2 separate regions of the Homo sapiens genome follow, and region 2 is linked to region 1. The links are chromatin loops, found by intact Hi-C in ENCODE. Cell type or tissue: PC-3. All regions are shown on one strand. Each heading gives the region's core, and the rest is flanking DNA. Links, peaks and the distances in the headings are about the cores only.

Region 1 (13,020 bases), core at 2,641-10,640:
TTAGAAAATTATCATATGTCAGGGTCACCAGAAGGTACAAGCGCAAAGGCATTAAATGAACTATTAGATTTGATTTTACCAGGCACTGCAACTGGTCTGTGACAAGGAATTGTTTGTTCTTTACCAGAGCCTTGAGATAGGACGTCTGCTGGTCAGTGTGCAGAGTGTGGGGCGGTGGCATGGGGCTGGCGGGTGATGGTGTGCAGTGGTGAATAGGATTCTTTCCCCACCAAAAGCCATTTTAAACTTGGGGGACCCTTCTCATGGTACCTTCTCTGAAGGGAAGTGTCCGTGGGCTCTCAACAGAGCCAGCATAGTAGCAGTCACCACCCCCTGGATCAGCCAGGACAGAACCCTCCATCCTTCACTGGGTCTCAAAGTCTTCAAATTGAGGACTTTTGGTTTCATAATGAAAGATTTGCCAGGAGTTGCTGACTCTTAAATATACATTCCAGACATGTATAAGTTAAAGGCACAACGCTGGGTGCAGTGGCTCATGCCTGTAATCCCAGCACTTTGGGAGGCCGAGGTGGGCGGATCACCTGAGGTCAGGAGTTCGAGACCAGCCTAGCCAACATGGTGAAACCCCGTCTCTACTAAAAATACAAAAATTAGCCAGGTGTGGTGGTGCACACCTGTAATCCCAGCTACTTGGGAGGCTGAGGCACAAGAATCGCTTGAACCCGGGAGGCGGAGGCGGAGGTTGCAGTGAGCCGAGATTGTGCCACTGCACTCTAGCCTGGGTGACAGAGGGGGGCCGGGTGGGGGGTGGGGAGTTAAAGGCAACACTGGCAGCTGTAACAGATTCACCTTGAAATCTCAGTAGAAGATCATTTCTCACTCACCTACAGTCTAGTTAGCAGGGGCAGAGGAGTCCCTGGTCTTGCAGTTATTCAGGGATCCAAGCTATTGAAGACTCTGCCTCAAGGTTGCCCTAAGTTTGCAGGCAAAAAGAAAGTAGAGGATCTCACAGGAGGTTTCTATGGGGCAGGCCTGGAAGTGGAGCAAATCACTTGTGCCCGTATCCCATGGGCCCAAAGTGAGCCATGTGGCCACACACACCCAGCTGCCTGGGAGGCTGGGAGCATCCAGTCATGTGCCAAAGAGGAAAAGAAACCAGCCTGGTGAACAGCTAGCCAGTCTCTGCTACAAGATGTAAATAGGATGTGATCTCTAGTCTTGTCACCCACTTTGGTTATTAGAACTAGGTGTGACCAGCCGGGTGCGGTGGCTCACGCCTGCAATCCCAGCACTTTGGGAGACCGAGGCGGGCAGATCACGAGGTCAGGAGATCGAGACCATCCTGGCTAACATGGTGAAACCCCGTCTCTACGAAAAATACAAAACAAAAATTAGCCAGGCATGGTGGCACGCGCCTGTAATCCCAGCTACTAGGGAGGCTGAGGCAGGAGAATCACTTGAACCCAGGAGGCGGAGGTTGCAGTGAGCCGAGATCGCACCACTGCACTCCAGCCTGGGTGACAGAGCAAGAATCCGTCTCAAAAAAAAAAAAAAAAAAAATTAGGTGTGACCAATGTTTCCCATCTTCCAGGGGTACCAGCTGTGGTTGTGACCATCATCCTGACTATATCCCCAGATAACTATGGGCTTGGATCCTATGGGAAATTCCCCAATGGTTCACCGGATGACTTGTGAGTACAAAGCCCCCTAAGGGAATGCTAAGTGAACTGGAAAACGGAATGCTCCTAGAAAACGGAGGATCTAATCAGCATATTGACTCCTGCTATCATCCTAATAAAACCCAGCAATACTTCACAGCAGCCTTCACAGTCATATGTAATGAGAGAAGCTAGCTGGAAATGCCATGCTACTCTTCAAGTGATGAATTAGGAGCTATTCTGAAAAGAAAAATGAATTAGGAAGAACTATTTTGAAAATATTTTCATTAGCCTCTGATAAAATGACATTCCAGTTATATTAATAAAGACTCATAGAACAGAGTTGCTAGGATTTACAGGGGCAAAATCCTGAATGTTTAAAAAAAGGTCTATTTTTAAAATACTTTAAATCACCAAGTGTCCTCAAATAAACTCTTAGATTATTTTCCCTAGAGCTATAAATGGTTGTAGAGAATAGCAGTTTTATCATTTTTTTTCTCTTGTACTGGTAGAAAATGTTTCAGTAAAATGTTAGAGATTCATTGTATCATTTTGAACTCTAGTTCATTACTATAATATGTTTTCCCCTGTTTCCCCCCCTCCACAAACTCCAGCTGCTGGATCAACAACAATGCAGTATTCTACATTACGGTGGTGGGATATTTCTGTGTGATATTTTTGCTGAACGTCAGCATGTTCATTGTGGTCCTGGTTCAGCTCTGTCGAATTAAAAAGAAGAAGCAACTGGGAGCCCAGCGAAAAACCAGTATTCAAGACCTCAGGAGTATCGCTGGCCTTACATTTTTACTGGGAATAACTTGGGGCTTTGCCTTCTTTGCCTGGGGACCAGTTAACGTGACCTTCATGTATCTGTTTGCCATCTTTAATACCTTACAAGGTAAGCTTTACAGCATCAAATACAAACTGAATGATCCCAGTTGAATATAAAAATGTAGCTACTAAAAGAGTACAGGCATGCCTCAGAGATGTTGGGGGTTTGGTTCTAGACCACTACAATAAAGCAAATATTGCAATAAAGTGAGTCACACAAATTGTTGTTTCCCAGTGCATATAAAAGTTGTGTTTACACTAGACTATAGTCTATTAAGTGTGCAATTGCATGATGTCTAAACAAATGTACATACTTTAACTTAAAAATATTTTATTGCTAAAAACTGCTGATACAGAGACACAAGGTGAGTACATGCTGTTGGAAAAATGGCCTTGAGAGACTTGCTGGACGCAGGGCTGCCACAACCTTCAATTTGTAAAAAAAAAAAAAAAAAAAAAAAAGTACTATCTGTGAAACCCCATGAGGTATGCTTGTATATGCAAAGTAGCTTATTTAGTGGCTTATGATATTTTCATTGAAAAACATATTTATTATTGAGAGGGAGTGCTTTGAGATCCTTGGAGGAAAGGTGCTTACTAAATTCAAGAAATGGTGTTTTTTTCTCCTTATTCATAGTTGTCTCCTTGGAGAGACCATATTGAGGGGAACCTGCCAGGAACACTTTTTGAAAAAGTCAATTATTCTTCCTTCACTTGGTTTCTTTTAAAAAAAAAAACTTTTGTATTCAAGTAGAACATGCAGACTGTAAGCACACATACCATGACTGTGCCTGTGGGAGCTCACCACTCTCCCCTCCTAGGTCAGCGATTTGGAGACAATGAGAAATGGGAAGGCAACAGACAGACCCAAGTGGCAGCAGTCTTACTTGAAGGCTAATCCCAAGAAGTTGCTGCCCTGGGACACTCAGCGGGAAAGAGAGCAGGCTCTGTGTGTCGCCATCTGCTTTAGGTTTCCCATTGGTTAATGAAGCCCATGCATCTTGGAACCCTGATAGTTGTACTCTTTAGAAAGGAAAATGACTAATTCTTTTAGAGCAGTGTTATGAAAGACGTGTCTGCTGTTAATTTTTAATGGAAGTGCTTTGGCATTAAAAGCCCAGCAGGCTATTAGGTTTACATTACAATAACAATAATTCACTGTCCCTTAGTTTCCTTTTATTCTGAATCCTCTTTTGGGGATGCCTTTTAATTGCCTTCTCATTGGCTTTTGTTCATCTTTCCTGTTGCTTTTGCTCCCATATTGTCCTTCTCTAGTTCTATCAGGCAATAGATCATCTTGTTGGTTTTCAGAGAAATCCCAACCTGAGGTTAAATTCAAATGCCGAATTTGGTTGTTGGTTCTTATTTTAATTTGGAGGAAGCCAGCAGAGATGCTTGTTTGGTTATATATGGTTATTAATTTTTACTTATAATATAGCGGTTCCTCAATTGGTATATCCAGGTGTTACACCGCATGGTATTACATACAAAACCAAAAACATGAGCAAATTCTTTTTAAGGGTCTTAAGAAAAGTTTTATTTGCCAACCACGGCAATACTGAAAGTAATAGATACTTTAAAAGAAAAAACATATATATATGCCCACATTACACTAATCATTGACATGAAAGCAAGGTACCCACCCTCACATGTTTAATGTGGAAACTGAATCTGCCTTTTTCTTCATTTCCCCAGATTATCTTCTCATTAGAATATGAATGGATAAAAGGAATGAATGTATTGTTTCATCTATACAAGGAAACTAACCCTAATGCACAGGGCTTTTGGGGTGGTTGAATATATATATATCTTCTGATTTTGGCCTCTCTTATACATGCTGTTTCTCTCCTAATGCAACCAATGGTCGACTTCCAGGGTGACAAATGAATGAAGCTGTGTAATATTCAGACATGGGTCTTGACGGTGGGCACATATACCCTACTAGAAGCAAAACTGTTTTGTTTGTTTGTTTTTTGAGATGGAGTCTCGCTCTGTCACCCAGGCTGGAGTGCAGTGGAGCGATCTCGGCTCACTGCAACCTCCGCCTCCCGGGTTCAAGTGATCCTCCCACTTCACCCTCCTAAAGTGCTGAGATTACAGGCGTGAGCCACCACCACGCCTGGCCCCTGGTATCTTAAAATGAAGGTTTTAAAGTGAATAGATTGGGGGTTTTTAAGTAGAAAGCAGAGAACCCAGAATTCATCCATTCACTCAGCAAATATTTATTGGCAAAAGCCTTGGGGAGTGGCAGCCATGGGGCTGGCTGGGGAGCCCTGGCCTGCCTTGACTGGGCACCTGAGTGGGTGAGAGGTGGAGTCCCAGGGCCCCTTCAGGTCTTCAGCTTGCTCTCCATGCCAGCACCTGGGGCAGGTCAGGAGGAGGCAGGCAGGTAGGTGAGTGCATTGCTGTACTGCCTGGGTTTGAGGGGGAGAGAGAGATCCAAGCAAAGGACATGGCAGTGGGCTGGAGAGGAGGAGAGTGGGAAGGGAAAGATGTGTGGAGGAGATGGCATTTGACAGAGCTTGGAAACGGATTCTAAATAGGGAGGGAGGGAGAGGCAGGAGCCTAAGTCCAAGCTGGGATCCTGGGTGGATGGCTTGTAATTCCAAGATACGGAAGGCCAAGGACAGGATGTGGGAGGAGACAGTGAATTTAATTGTGGAAATGCAAAGTTATGATTCCTTTTATCATATAAATATTCTTAATCTTACAAAGATTTTCTAAAGGCATTCATTCCCCGATGCCTTTTGACAGCAAGCTTTCCTAGGACTCTGAACTTTTTATTCAATTTGCAAAATTTCATGTTGCCCACAGCTGCCAAAATAATTATTAATATCTTTTGTGCAAAGTGAGCTTATGACATTCAGCTATTAGCTTGGAATTCATTGTGGGTTTTTTTTCCCTCCTTAGGATTTTTCATATTCATCTTTTACTGTGTGGCCAAAGAAAATGTCAGGAAGCAATGGAGGCGGTATCTTTGTTGTGGAAAGTTACGGCTGGCTGAAAATTCTGGTAAAGATTTACCTCACTTTTTCTCTTCCTCTTAAATCTCAAGGAAAAGATTGTATAAATTAAGATCCAAAGCAAATCCAATCTAGAAATCAGTGAATTCCAGCAAATCTGGAATTTGCTCAACAGAAAATATTGATCGTGAACATTAGGGAGAAAAAAAAATCTAGTGAATTAAAAAATAATTATTTCTATCTGGGAATTTTTTGAGCAATAAAATTGATGGGCTGGCTGCCTCTTCAATGAAGCAACAGTAAAATTTTTAGAATTGATTTTCTATTGAGATTATGCTTTTCATTTCCCAAAGTAATTTTTAATATTTACCTTGGTAATTTTTAAAATCTCAACTCAATCCTTTCTCCACAGGTCCTGGTTGTCAGTTGCTTTATTTGTTAGTAAGCCAGACTTTGTGTATAAGCTTTAGCATACATTTGGTTGTAACATACATTTGTTTATTTTGAAGTGATTTTCACATATACCCGGTTGGGTAGTAGAGCAAATAGCTCATTTTTTTTTTTTAAGAAAATGAGAAAAATGAAGTACTGTTTGAAAAGCTACATTCCTTTTGCATGAATACCACCTTTGCAGTATCTGGGCGACACGGGAGTCTGTATTCAGAAAATGGCAGTACACATAGTTCAATCATTTTCATGGAGTGAAGAACAATTAGTCATTACAACACAGACTATTTGTGTTCTTGTTAAGACAGTGTGAGGCTCTGAATCACTACCTAATTCTATGGATATTTATAGACATAATCAAATTAGCTTGGCCTTTAGTTCTAGGAGAATATAGGTTACTTTTAACCCCACAGTCATTTGAAGGACAAATGTAAATAATCCAAATGAAAATACATGTTATCACACCAACTGGTGGAAGGTGACTTCTCCATAAGATCCTGAAGTGAGAAATCAGTTGCTTAGGACTTGTTACACTGTGATCTGTCTCTTGCGTTTGAGCTTCAACATACTGCCCTGTTTTTCTGTAATGCTTATTCTGCTGTAGACTGGAGTAAAACTGCTACTAATGGTTTAAAGAAGCAGACTGTAAACCAAGGAGTGTCCAGCTCTTCAAATTCCTTACAGTCAAGCAGTAACTCCACTAACTCCACCACACTGCTAGTGAATAATGATTGCTCAGTACACGCAAGCGGGAATGGTATGTATGTCTCAATATAGTATTTCTCAAGCTAGTGTTTATTTTTTAAAATAGTTTTATCCTTTATTGGCATTTTGGCTAAGCAAAGTGAGTAACTATTAATACATATATGACTAGTGGATCAAAATGTGGTTCCCTTACAGAAGAGAAAGTTTACTAATCCAAATTGATTTATTATAGAGCAAATACTGGAACAACGATTTTTTAAGATTTGGTTTTTCATAGTGGGAATTGATGATGACCTAAAAATTTTAACATTTTAAATCCTCACTTAACTATTGTCCAAAGACTTCAGTATTGTGCTATTTCTGTGAGAGCAGTACCTAAAATAGCTGATAAGACTATAGCAATTTTTATTACATCTATCATAATATACATGTTCAACATTTTTTTTTTTTGAGATGGAGTCTCACTCTTGTTGCCCAGGCTGGAGTGCAATGGTGCAATCTCAGCTCACTGCAACCTCCACCTCCTGGGTTCCAGCAATTCTGCCTCAGCCTCCCGAGTAGCTGGAATTACAGGTGACCTACAGGTGACCGCCACGATGCCCAGCTAATTTTTGTATTTTTAGTAGAGACAGGTTTCACCATGTTGGCCAGGCTAGTCTCGAGCTCCTGACCACAAGTGATTTGCCCACCTCGGCCTCCCAAAGTGCTGGGATTACAGGTGTGAGCCACCGCGCCCAGCCAACACTTTTAAACCTTCCTATTTTTTGCTTTTCATGTTTGTTAATTCTTTCCCACAATGTGGCTGTCTTGTGACAGCACCCAAATCCCCATGAATATGTCAAAATACTGGAAGATGACTTGTGACCAGTATTGGTGACCATATATGTGACCAATATCTGAACAGATTATTGCTGCCATGCCTCCTTTACTCATTAATTCTGACATTTCTAGCTAAAACTTCTGTTACATTTTCTTTCTTTCATAAGACCAGGCTGTTCATTACTCATAAAAGCTTACCTTATCTATTTTTACCTTCTCTTGCTTCTTAATATATCTTTTGCATTCTTATAAAAACATAAGCTCTGCTGGTATAGTTTCTCCTTCCATGGAGAATTTGCCTGTATTCATTGTTTTAGGATGTTAGTTCTTTTCATGACTAACTCAAATAAATTTGTGAGAAGGTTCATACATCTACCAGTTTTCCCGTTTCCTGAAGATGGGCAGTCCTGCTGGTGTGTCTAGACTTTTTTTTTTTTTTTTCTTTTTTTTTATGACAAGGTCTCCTATTGCCCAGGCTGGAGTTCAGTGGTATGATCACGGTTCACTGCAGCCTCGACCTCCCAGGCTCAAGTGATCCTCCCACCTCAGCCACCCGAGTAGCTGGGACTGTAGGAGCATGCCACCATGGCTGGCTAATTTTTTTTTTTTTTTAAGATGCAGTCTTGCTGTGTTGTCCAGGTTGGTCTCAAACTCCTGGGCTCAAGTGATCCTCCCGCCTCAGCCTCCCAAAGTGCTGGGATTACAGGTGTGAGCCACTGTGCCCGGCCTGTCTAGGCTTTTAAAATACCATAGGATGCCTCAAAATCAAGGTTTCTCAACTTCAAGCACAATTGACATTTTGGGGCTGGATAATTCTTTTTTGTGGAATTGCAGGACATTTAGCAGGATCCCTGGACTCTATCAACTAGAGCCAGTAGCACCCTGCCCCCAGTTATGACAACCCAAAATGTCCCCAGACACTGCCAACTGTCCCAGGGGAGCGGGGAGAAGAAGGGAGCAAGATTGCCCCCAGTTGAGAATCACTGCTGTAAAAGATGAGAAATAACTGTTGTATAGCCTTAGCTCTTTACTGTCGATACCAGAAAGCAAGCTCTGGGCTCTACACCAAATAGCTCTATCAGGAATGATTCAATGTAGGTAAACAGAGGCGAGGCAGCGGGGAGCACAGCTGGTTAGTACGTTAGTGTGAGAAAGCAAATTGAAAGGAGAGACATCAAAGGAGCGAGCAGGGTCATCTGGGGCTCTGAATCCATAAACCAGATTTGTCCATATTCTCGAAAGAGCTCAGAGATGAAGCCTCACCTGCCTAGCTCTATCAACATGTTGTCATCCTTTGGGAAATCAGATTTCATGGAAACAGCACATTTTACCACAGTTGTTTAACACAGCTGATTTGACACAGCTACTTTTGATGCTTGACGGTGAGGATGGGGGTACATTTTAAGGCTGCCAAAATGGCTCAGTGTTTAATATCACATAATATGCATGTCAGATAACCATTCCTGACTCCTCAGTCCTTGCCCCAGCATCTGGGATAGATGAGGAATGGAATTGGCAATTTCAAAAAAGAAAGCTAGGGCTGGGCGCAGTGGCTCACACCTGTAATCCCAGCACTTTGGGAGGCTAAGTTAGGAGGATCACCTGAGGTCAGGAGTTCAAGACCAGCCTGGCCAACATGGAAAAACTCCATCTCTAATAAAAAATGTGAAAATCAACCAGACGTGGTGGCACACACCTGTAGTCCCAGCTACTCAGGAAGCTGAGGCAGGAGAATCGCTTGAACCCAGGAGACAGAAGTTGCAGTGAGCCTAGATCTCACCACTGCACTCCAGCATGGGCGACAGAACGAGACTCCGTCTCAACAACAACAAAAAAAGCTAGAAGTTTAATGATTTATTATGCCAGACCAAATTGTTCTTGCACCAAAATGTCCTCAAGCCGAAATGCCTAAATCCAAACAGCTGCCTCAGACAGTCACATGCCCTATTTGATCTGTGTCACAGATGGAGCTACGTTAACCATATTCATCACCTAGTTTGCATGAATATTACACAGTTCAGTTCTGAGCTGCCTTAGAGGGTGGGGTACCAGCAGCCATCTCATTTGGTACCCAGGACCACAAGGATCACAGTTTGGAAGCAACATCACACGTCAACTCCATTACTTCTGAGCTGTGTGACCTTGGGGAGAGCACTTAATTTCTGAAACCTTCGTTTCCTCATCTGCAAAATGGGGATAACAGTAGTACCCACCCTGCAGGGCTCTAAATGAGATAATAAAGTGTCCCAGTACTGTTATGATCATTGTTATCATAATCATGTCATGAACTATCAAATGGGCTTATTATTCAGCTTTGTGTATAGTCTCCCAATGGTCTAATGATCAGAAGGATGGTGCCAAGTAACTAGAGGAGGCCAGCACCTGTGCTCCCCTATAACTCAGGGCCTGCTTGGGGTGGGGAAGGCCCACGTCCAAACCAACAGTTACCCTTGAGTGCCCAGCTGCTCCCTGGCCTGGACTCTGAAGTTGGAATTGGTAGTTTCCTCTTGGGAATTTGTCCTGTCCTGATTTAGTCAGAGGAGCTGGTTTAATCTACAAGAGAGATGATTTCTTCTTGCCATGACTGTTGTAGCTGGTTGCTCTGGTTTCTCTGGTACAAAGTTTCATTTTATAGGAACCTAGGGAACCAAGAACTTCCTAAGGGTACATATGGGGATCTCTGTTAACATTAACCTTTTGGGAGACCAAAGTATTACCTTAGCTTATATTATACATATGCTGCTACTTGAAGTCAAAACATATCCAACCAGAGTTAGGAAGTGGGCCTTTTATTAATATATTACCTTGCTTCAGATTTTGACTGTTTCATTAAAAACCAAACAAAAAAAAAACTGCCATAGAGAACTGGTTTCTGAAGCAATCTCCACTTTGGTATGCTTACTTTGAGTGGCCTTAGGGAAGTAATGAAAAATAAATAAAATATGAACATATATCACAAATGTTTTTAAAAACATATTTTACAAATACATCTTTAAGAATAAAGCAATGTCTAAGTTTGTTTGCTTTTTAATGCTTTCTGTGGATACTTCATGCCACCCGCTTTGTGTTTCCTTATACAGGAAATGCTTCTACAGAGAGGAATGGGGTCTCTTTTAGTGTTCAGAATGGAGATGTGTGCCTTCACGATTTCACTGGAAAACAGCACATGTTTAACGAGAAGGAAGATTCCTGCAATGGGAAAGGCCGTATGGCTCTCAGAAGGACTTCAAAGCGGGGAAGCTTACACTTTATTGAGCAAATGTGATTCCTTTCTTCTAAAATCAAAGCATGATGCTTGACAGTGTGAAATGTCCAATTTTACCTTTTACACAATGTGAGATGTATGAAAATCAACTCATTTTATTCTCGGCAACATCTGGAGAAGCATAAGCTAATTAAGGGCGATGATTATTATTACAAGAAGAAACCAAGACATTACACCATGGTTTTTAGACATTTCTGATTTGGTTTCTTATCTTTCATTTTATAAGAAGGTTGGTTTTAAACAATACACTAAGAATGACTCCTATAAAGAAAACAAAAAAAGGTAGTGAACTTTCAGCTACCTTTTAAAGAGGCTAAGTTATCTTTGATAACATCATATAAAGCAACTGTTGACTTCAGCCTGTTGGTGAGTTTAGTTGTGCATGCCTTTGTTGTATATAAGCTAAATTCTAGTGACCCATGTGTCAAAAATCTTACTTCTACATTTTTTTGTATTTATTTTCTACTGTGTAAATGTATTCCTTTGTAGAATCATGGTTGTTTTGTCTCACGTGATAATTCAGAAAATCCTTGCTCGTTCCGCAAATCCTAAAGCTCCTTTTGGAGATGATATAGGATGTGAAATACAGAAACCTCAGTGAAATCAAGAAATAATGATCCCAGCCAGACTGAGAAAATGTAAGCAGACAGTGCCACAGTTAGCTCATACAGTGCCTTTGAGCAAGTTAGGAAAAGATGCCCCCACTGGGCAGACACAGCCCTATGGGCTCATGGTTTGACAAACAGAGTGGAGAGACCATATTTTAGCCCCACTCACCCTCTTGGGTGCACGACCTGTACAGCCAAACACAGCATCCAATATGAATACCCATCCCCTGACCGCATCCCCAGTAGTCAGATTATAGAATCTGCACCAAGATGTTTAGCTTTATACCTTGGCCACAGAGAGGGATGAACTGTCATCCAGACCATGTGTCAGGAAAATTGTGAACGTAGATGAGGTACATACACTGCCGCTTCTCAAATCCCCAGAGCCTTTAGGAACAGGAGAGTAGACTAGGATTCCTTCTCTTAAAAAGGTACATATATATGGAAAAAAATCATATTGCCGTTCTTTAAAAGGCAACTGCATGGTACATTGTTGATTGTTATGACTGGTACACTCTGGCCCAGCCAGAGCTATAATTGTTTTTTAAATGTGTCTTGAAGAATGCACAGTGACAAGGGGAGTAGCTATTGGGAACAGGGAACTGTCCTACACTGCTATTGTTGCTACATGTATCGAGCCTTGATTGCTCCTAGTTATATACAGGGTCTATCTTGCTTCCTACCTACATCTGCTTGAGCAGTGCCTCAAGTACATCCTTATTAGGAACATTTCAAACCCCTTTTAGTTAAGTCTTTCACTAAGGTTCTCTTGCATATATTTCAAGTGAATGTTGGATCTCAGACTAACCATAGTAATAATACACATTTCTGTGAGTGCTGACTTGTCTTTGCAATATTTCTTTTCTGATTTATTTAATTTTCTTGTATTTATATGTTAAAATCAAAAATGTTAAAATCAATGAAATAAATTTGCAGTTAAGATCTTTAAGTTTGGTAATTTTCACAAAGAAAAAACATCTGCAGTCTCTTTCCCTGGTGGCCTGGCATGGAAGTGGTGTAGGACATGCTGATTAAGACAAACACAATTGGCTGGGCATGGTGGCTCACACCTGTAATCCCAGCACTTTGGGAGGCTGACGCAGGTGGATTGCTTGAGTGCAGGAGTTGGAGACCAGCCCGGGCAGCACAGGGAGACCCCTGTCTCTACAAAAAATTAAAAATTAGTTAGTCATAGTGTTGTGTGCCTGTACTCCTAGCTACTCAGGAGGCTGAGGATGGAGGACTGCTTGAGCCTGGAAGTTTGGGGCTGCAGTGAACCACGATTGTGCCATTGCACTCCAGCTTAGGCGACAGAGCGAGACACCATCTCTTAAGAAGACAAACATAACAGTAACATCTTTTGGAAATCAGCAGGTACCCTGTGACTATGAAATTAGAGCAAGGGTTGTTCTGCCTCATGAGATCAGTTTCTGAGGTCTCCTTTCCCATTACTCTTTCAAGATTATCTCTTCAACACATTGCCTTTGGCCTGTAGGCAATGTACAAGACCCAATTCAGATCTCATCCAAGTATCTGCTTCCTCAGTGTCAAACAGGTAGGACTACTGAAAAGTGAGAACAGGATTTGGGATTTCTGCATTGCTGGTTAGCATGTGGGATCCCCAAATACGGGAAGCTGGCCTCACCCTGGTAAGAGGTCTCTGAGCAATCTCTTCTTCAAGGTCCTCAGCTCCCACAAAGATGCCGAGTACTAAATTCAAAGGAAGATGTGAGATCCTCTAGATTGGGAGAGGGGTGAGACCT
Region 2 (8,000 bases), core at 1-8,000, 55 kb after region 1:
GTAAGAATCAGTCAACTTAGTCTGTCTAAGCACTTTGTAAGCCAGAAAAGTATAAGACACCATGATGCTGTATAGATGGAATCAGCAATCCAAGCAGCCTTGTTTTGCAAGAGGCAAAGTCTGTTTTATGTCTTTTGAGCACATAGATGGTTTTCTTTCAGGTTTAGTTCACAGTGCCCCCAAATTGAATGATGAGCAAGCACTAGTTCACTTGGGGGTGAGGGGTTGGGGATGGGTGAAATAGGTAGTGGAGAAGAAATGAGATGGGAAAGATGGGAAATTAGTACAACCTCTGTGAAATACAGGTCAGAGAAAGGAGTGATCTAATACAGATTGGAGGATTCTATTGAGCAGAGTGCACGTCATCAATTGCTAGGCCCTCAGCAAACTCTTATTTAGCGAGGGCCCGCTGTGTGCCAAGTACGTTGCTGGGGCTAAAGAAGGTCAGATACATAAAGACTTGTGAATGGAGAGCTTTGGTAGAAGTTTGTGTTTCCAGGCAGAGAAACCCTAGGGAAGAGTGAGTTACAGAACAGGGCCCTGGGCTCAGTTGGCTATAGAAAATAAAGCTTTATTCTGAAGCTGAAGGGTTCCACCCATCTTGACCCTATCTTCCAGCTCACTCAATTTTTCCCCTTTAGGTAGTCCCGGTATTTCTTGGGGTATAGTCTATTTTTTTTTTTTTTTTTTAAGAGGAGGTCTTACTCTATCGCCTAGGCTGGAGTGCAGTGGTGCAATCATAGCTCCCTGTAACCTCAAACTACTGGGCTCAAGCAGTCCTCCCGCCTCAGCTTCCCAAGTAGCTAGGACTACAGGCACGTGTCACCCACACCCAGCTAATTTTTTTTTAATTTTTTTGTAAAGTCAGGGTCTCACTCTGTTGCCCAGGCTGTTCTCCAATTCCTGGCCTCAAGTGATCTTCCCACCTCAGCCTCCCAAAGCTCTGGGGTTGCAGGCATGAGCCACTGTGCCTGGACGTGGTGTGCATCTTAATAGATGTGTAATCCAGTGGAAATGCGTGAGCTTTGCAGCCAGCTGGGCCTGAGTTAGAATCCTAGTTCTGTCACTTACTAGCTGCTCGAAGTCTCAGGGTCCTCAGGTGTGAATTGGACATGGTACCCTAAGTCCTTCTTCATATGAAAGATTCAATGAGCTTATGTTTGCAGGGGTCTAGCCCCATGTCTGTACGTGTTAGATCTCAGTGTTAATTCCTTCCTTTCCCAAACTTTTCCTGATAATTTCAACTCCTTTACAAGTTTCCAGCGCCTAATCCAGCCACTTATTTATAATTGAGGCCATATTATAGTGCCTCTAAGTAACCCTAGAAAGATTCTAGGACTAAACTAATTCTGTGGTTTACCATTTTGTCTGAGTGTTCATGAGATCTTCTGGATTTGACTCCTCCTTTAAGTGGTTTCTGGATCACCCAGTCCAACTGGTCACATTCCACAGAAGCCAGACATTTCTCCAAGCTGGCCCCATGTATGTGTTCTTTTCTGGTCTCTGTCTTCATAGCCAAGACAGCTTAGCCTACTGACACAGGTGGCCCTATAGTTCCTCCCCTACATGTCCTAAAGGTCTGGCAAAGTCAATAGGGCATGGAAGGAAGGGAGACAAGCAGTTCTTAGCGTGGGCTTCAGACAGTACCATGCTCTCCCCAAGCCCTGACTTCTCGCCTGAGGAATAGGAATCATTGGCTGGATATACAGTGTTGGCCAGCAGGGGCCATGTTGGTAGGACAAAGCTCTACTCAAAATTGGCAACCGTATTCGAATGTTCCCTTGGGGCCGAGCTCATGGTCCCTAGATACTGCGCCTATTAGCGCATCTCCAGGTTAAACCACCTCTTTGTTTTTCATTCAGTCTATTCTGTTCTCCATGCTGCCAAGAGCGTCGACATCTAAAGAAATTGATGCTGGACTTCTTTCCATTATTTCCTTCCCGGCCTTTGCAGTGGAAGATGTAAACCTTGTAAATGTGACCAAAAATGAAATTATTTCTAAGCTCCAGGTAAGCATTAGTCATGCTGGTGCCCTTCTGTCCTGTGTGATGTGCATGGAGCAGCTCACCCATGCCTCAGTTCCCCATGAGGTTAATTGCTTGATTTATCTAAGCAGATGCATACAGCGTTCAAAGCTGAGTCTACAGGCAAGAAAACAAAGTCTCCGAGTGATTTAGTGGCTTGGTTCTCTCCTTGAGAAGCAGAACTGGCACTCAGGCAGGCACCTTTGAACCCCAGTTTGTACCAGTACCATACTTCTAAGGCAGAGCTACTTAACCCTTTAGAGGTCACAGACAGTGTATAGAGTCACTGCCAGAAAAAAAAATGCATATGTCCCAATATCCTCAAACTTTACACACAATTTCAATGGACTTGCCAATCCCAAAGTTACCTTCAGGTTAAAATAATCCCTGTTTTGAGGTGAAATGCAGTAACCGTGATACACTAAACTGAGAATATTAAATACTCCAGCCAGTTGAAACTATCGGTAAAATTATCAAAGAATGTAAGTTTCCCTAAGCTGAAATCTGCAGATTGATTGTCCTACTTAGGTTCCATGAAAAATGCTTTTGTCCCTTGGAGTCCCTATGTCTCCAATCATATTCCCAAAAGAAAGCAGCTGTCTCAGTCAGGGTTCAGTGGGAAAAAGGGAACCCCTTTAGGTAGTTGAAGTAGGAAGGGAATGAATACAGAGAATGAAGTGTTTACAAGAAGAGCGGGTTCTAGGCTCAGCCTCCTGGGATGACTCCCAGGACAGTGCGGTGCTGGTCGCTAGGGCTAGGGACGTGGTTGCCTCCATGACCCTCGCGAGAGCCACATCTGCTGTAGCAGCCTCCACATACTTACGGAACTGGAGAATGGACACCCAAAGCTGTGATCTATGGATTAAGGGCGTCAGATTAAGAGAGTGCTGCCCCTGCCCTCCTTTCGTAGCATCCAGGAAGCTGGGGCAGAACCCTGGAGCCTGCAGCCCAAAACCAGCAGCGACAGTCCTAAGCACAGGAAGCTGCCCCCTCCCTTTCTGCTAATCTTTGTGGAGGTGCATCTGACCTTAGAGCCTCCTCTGCAGCCAAAGCCTAACTTCCAGGAGCCTGGGGAATGTCCTTGCAGCTTTCCAATCTTGCAAGTAGGAGCAAACCAATCCAAGTATCTGCCTTGGTGGCTTTTCTAAATAGTGAGGGTCCTTTTAGGTCTCTGTGTAATACAGTAAATCAGAATGAAGGCATGGTCGTTCACTGAACTCTTGGTAATAACTCTTGCAGCCCTGATACTCTGATGGAATGTTTTGGCGTTCCCTTCCAAGTACCGATCAAACCTGAATTGATTTTGCTTATTACTTAAATATATTAATAACTATACTGACAGCAAAGAACACTTGGTATAAAATTCATTACTAAAAGATTCATGGGAAAGAGGGTGCAGGGCTGACTTGAATTAAAAAGGCAAAAAAATTTCTCTGAGCTCATCGAATGTACTTTCTCTTATTAGGGGCGTTATGGATGCTGTCGCTTCCTTCGAGATGGTTATAAAACTCCAAGAGAGGTTGTATTTAAATATTGTTTCTTATCTTTCCTCAACTGTTTCATCTCTAAGTTGCCAATGTGTTGTTCTCCCTCTGCTGATTATAATTTTATGTTGGAATATTGGAAAGGGAAGTATTAATTTTGGAGTCAGCAAGCCTGGAGCCAGGCAATAGCATAGTATCTTTAGTAGGGACGGTGAGCTGGTCATTTAAAACCAGCTTGGCCAGGCGCGGTGGCTCACGCCTGTAATCCCAGCACTTTGGGAGGCCAAGGTGGGCGGATCACGAGGTCAGGAGATCGAGACCATCCCGGCTAACACAGTGAAACCCCATCTCTACTAAAAATACAAAAAATTAGCCGGGTGTGGTGGCGGGCACCTGTAGTCCCAGCTACTCAGAAGGCTGAGGCAGGAGAAAGGCGTGAACCCGGGAGGCGGAGCTTGCACTGAGCCGAAATCGCGCCACTGCACTCCAGCCTGGGTGACAGAATGAGACTCCGTCTCAAAAACAAAAACAAAAACAAAAAACCAACTTGTAGGCCAGGTGCAGTGGCCTGTAATCCCAACACTTGGGGAGGCTGAGGAGGGAGGATTGCTTGAGCCCAGGAGTTCGAGACCAGTCTGGGCAACATAGTGAGACCTTGTCTCTACAAAAAAAATAAAATAAAATTAGTGAGGCAGGTGTGATGGCATGTACCTGTGGTCCTAGCAACTCAGGAGGCTGAGGTGGTAGGATCACTTGAGCCCAGGAGGTCAAGGCTGCAATGAGCAGAGATCACACCATTGTACTACAGCCTGGGTGACAGAGTGAGACCCTGTCTCAAAAAAATAAAAATTTCTTTAAAATTTTAAAAATAAATAAAACCAGCTTGTAGACAAGGAGAACTGGTTCTGTGGCTCACACATTTTTCTTAAAGACCGACTGTGGCCTCCTCCTCGGGTTTCTTTGCCACACTGACTAATATAATGATATAAATCAGATCCTCTGCCAAACTTGGTGGTAGACATATTGCTATTTCTTTGTTAGAGTTATAGGAAGCTTTAGTATAATAAACTACCAAGGAGTCTTGTGTATGTTTCTGACTTACTTTCTGAAATATTACCATGGCAAACTGCCAAAAACAGCATCTCATTATAGTAAAATCCTACTCATGCCAACTTCAAAGCTGTAAAAATCAGTCAAGCATGGGAAACCCCATGAGGCACAATGGTATTATGTATGTATTCTGACATCACCTTTTAAAAGTTTGACTTATTTGATTCTAGGACCCTAATCGACTGCATTATGACCCTGCTGAACTCAAGCTCTTCGAAAACATTGAATGTGAGTGGCCTGTGTTTTGGACATATTTTATAATAGATGGAGTCTTCAGTGGTGATGCTGTTCAGGTGAGAAAATGCTGGGTGTTACGTTGATAATTATTTTCATTCCACTGGTATACTGATTATTATTAGAACATAGGGTTATGCAAGAATTTAGGTCACTGTTTCGGTTATCTGTTCCCACTTAGCAAACTTTCCCAAAACTGAGTGAATTAAAGCAACACCTATTTTATTTATTTGCTCATGATTCTGCAATTTGGGCAGAGCCCAGCAGGGACAGGTTGTCTCTGCTTTACCTGCTGTCAGCTGGGATGGTTCCATGGAAGTGGAGAATCTATTTCCAAGATGGCCTCACTCACATGGCCAATTGATGCTGGCTAGCAGCTGATGCTGGGAACTCAGCTGTGCTATTGGTGGGGGCCTTGGTTCTCCTCCACATGGCTAGCTTGGGCTTCTCACAATATTGTAGTCTCTGGGCCATTAATTTTACATGTTGGTTGTTTTCCCCTCAGAACACAAAAGCAGAAGCTGCCAAGCTTCCATAAGTGTTAGGCCCGGAACTGACAAAATGTCACTTTCATCACATTCTGTTGGCTAAAGGACCATCCCATATTCAAGCGGGAGGGGACTAGACAAGGGCATGAGTACTAGGAGGCGTGGTTCACTGGGGTCTAGCAAGAACATTCCATCACAGACAGGTTTTGTTGTTGCTGTTGTTCTTTCCAGATCAGCCAGTGGTTTGCTGTCTTTAGCCCTAGTTTGGGGTGCTCTTGGATAACATCTTACTTCATGTAACAGCCTCCTCACTCGAATCTCAGCCTCCGGCCTGGTTCCCTGCTGTTTCCATTCTTCTCACCCATGCCAGAGTGATCTTATTAAAAGGCAAATTAGGTTATGCTACTGCCTTGCTTGAAAGCTTGCTTGAAAACCACTTCATGCGTTTTGTGGGGTTCCATATGATCTGATCCCTGCTTTCACCCCTGTAGCCTCATTTCTTAGTGCTTCTTTCTTGAGTTCTGTGATCCAAGCACAATGAAATCCTTTCAGTCCTTTAAACAGGCCATGTGCCCTCCTCTCTTCTCAAAGGCCGAGGACATTCTTTTCTTCCCCAATTGCCCCTCCCCCTTCCCTTGGTTCAATGTAAGTGTGTCTTCTTTCAGAAAGCTTTCTCTGACCCTAAAAGCTGGGGCAGGTGCTCCTACGACCCACAACTATAACAGCATGGGTCACACTATGTTGTATCTCCCCCTTACCTGTCAAAGGACGCTGGTAGAGGCCATCTCTCTCCAGTTCACGGGTATAGTCCCTGTGCCTAGTGCATAGTATGTGCTCAGTAAACATTTACTGATGCAACTCTCATTTGTTCATGACCTATCTCTTTAGCTTCTACTTGGTACCATGCTCTGTGCTGAGCCCTGAGCATACTTTGTTGAACAGAACCGACCTGTCTTTGTGCAGGTTACATGAATGACTGACATCGCAGATGCTTTGCCATTTTTTCAACTGGTTCTGATCACATGTTTGGTGGGGGTGGGGATGAGCAATCAGAGATTCACTTTAGCTCTTGACAGCTCTCCTGCTCAGGAATGCTGGGGGGCTTCAGAACCAGCAGTCAGCTGGAAATGTTAATATTTCCCCACTGTTGATGCTTTCTCTTAGGCTTCAGTGATTATCTTAGGTTTTCTGTCATTTTATCCCAGAATTGAAAGATCTCAAAAGAATTGACTTAGAATTTCAGTTGTGAATAGGCTTAACAATGATGGGGGGAAGAAAACTCAGGAGAGGAAAATGACTGTGTTTAGCGTCTTGTTGATTAAGCTTCATGGAATCTACTACCCTTCTACACCTTTGCTGTCGCTCACACTTGTTGCCCAATGACATTTTTAATATGGGGTCAACTTTTTTAGCGCCCACACATGAGTGAGAACATGTGGCATCTTTCTGTGCCTGGCTTATTTCACTTAACACACTGACCTCCAATTCCATCCATGTTACTACAAATGACAGAATGTTATTCTTTTTTTATGGCTGAATAGTAATGAATGCCTCTTAAGTGGAAAACTTACCAAGAGGTGGAAATGGGTACACTGCTTAAGATATAGCTTCCCCCACAAGAAGTTTATAATCCGGTTACTGAGACAAAATTTAAATATATGAGGGGTTAAGAATGAAATAATTACATGACGAGTTAAAGACAGAACAGGAAAGACATCTGATACACAGTGTAGATATGACTACTAGAGGAATTTTGAGGAAGAAACAGCTACTGTATGATGGGTGCTCTGTCTCTCTTTCTGGAAGCAAGACAGGCAGGGCTGAGCTTAGATACACTCCTGAGAGGAATAGCCGATCGTGTTTAGCTCCTCCTAACACTGTAAGTGTGCCTCCTGCACTCCTGGAGCTGAGGGTATTTGTGCATTTCTTTGCCCTGTGTCTGAACTCTAATCTGTTGCCATGAGAGCTTTTTTTCTATGTTGCACCGCTGTTACAGCAATCATGACCAGACCTCCTTCCTGCCATGGATGATGGGGCTGTTTTCCAGGTCCAAGAATACCGAGAGGCCCTGGAGGGAATACTCATCAGAGGCAAGAATGGGATCCGCCTGGTGCCTGAACTCTACGCTGTCCCGCCTAACAAGGTAACCCAGTGGCAGAGGGCCCTTTGCACCGCTTATCTAGAAATAAGTGACTCATTGCTTGGCCTGTTGGTATTCTTTATCCCCTTTTTCGAACTAATGAACACTTTTTCTCCAAACATGGTTTCAAAAGCCTTAGGTAGGCTGGGCGCGGTGGCTCACGCCTGTAATCCCAGCACTTTGGGAGGCTGAGGCGGGTGGATTACTTGTGGTCAGGAGTTTGAGACCAGCCTGGCTGACATGGCAAAACCCCATCTCTACTAAAAAAAAAAAAAAAAAATACAAAAATTAGCCAGGCATGGTGGCACATGCCTGCAGTCCCAGCTACTTGGGAGGCTGAGGCAGGAGAATTGCTTGAACCTGGGAGGTGGAGGTTGCAATGAGCCGAGATCACACCACTGCACTTTAGCCTGGGCTACAGAACGAGACTCCATCTCAAAAAAAAAAAAGCCTTAGGTAGTGTTCCTGTCTATCCCAAGGAATCATGACTTTGGAAAAATATGTGGAACACGCTTGACCA

Evidence for each region. Peaks named below come from ENCODE experiments on the same cell type or tissue, not always from the same donor. Only the 100,000 strongest peaks of a DNase experiment are listed, where the experiment ranks them.
Region 2: it touches region 1 in a loop (8-fold over the local background); 11 of 110 quality-filtered maps call a loop at or near these places.

The regions. Positions count from the first base shown.
Region 1 is chrX:18,988,493-19,001,512 of GRCh38, reverse strand. ADGRG2 (adhesion G protein-coupled receptor G2) reads left to right here. Exons shown (of 29, transcript NM_001079858.3): 25 at 1,553-1,652; 26 at 2,234-2,517; 27 at 5,361-5,462; 28 at 6,465-6,617; 29 at 10,465-12,206. The coding sequence ends at 10,649. All of the region lies in intron 2 of LOC101928415 (a long non-coding RNA gene), which reads right to left. Among named protein-coding and RNA genes, the nearest start is that of PHKA2, 11 kb to the right of the region's middle. In PC-3, for the core only: no CTCF peak of the experiment used is centred there; DNase peaks (open chromatin) are centred at 2,652, 6,062, 6,582 and 8,492; H3K4me3 peaks cover 1,568 bases; H3K27ac peaks cover 5,735 bases.
Region 2 is chrX:18,935,538-18,943,537 of GRCh38, reverse strand. It overlaps PHKA2 (phosphorylase kinase regulatory subunit alpha 2), which reads left to right. Exons shown (of 33, transcript NM_000292.3): 8 at 1,863-2,009; 9 at 3,490-3,543; 10 at 4,789-4,911; 11 at 7,388-7,483. Among named protein-coding and RNA genes, the nearest start is that of PHKA2, 45 kb to the left of the region's middle. In PC-3, for the core only: no CTCF peak of the experiment used is centred there; a DNase peak (open chromatin) is centred at 4,587; H3K27ac peaks cover 1,404 bases.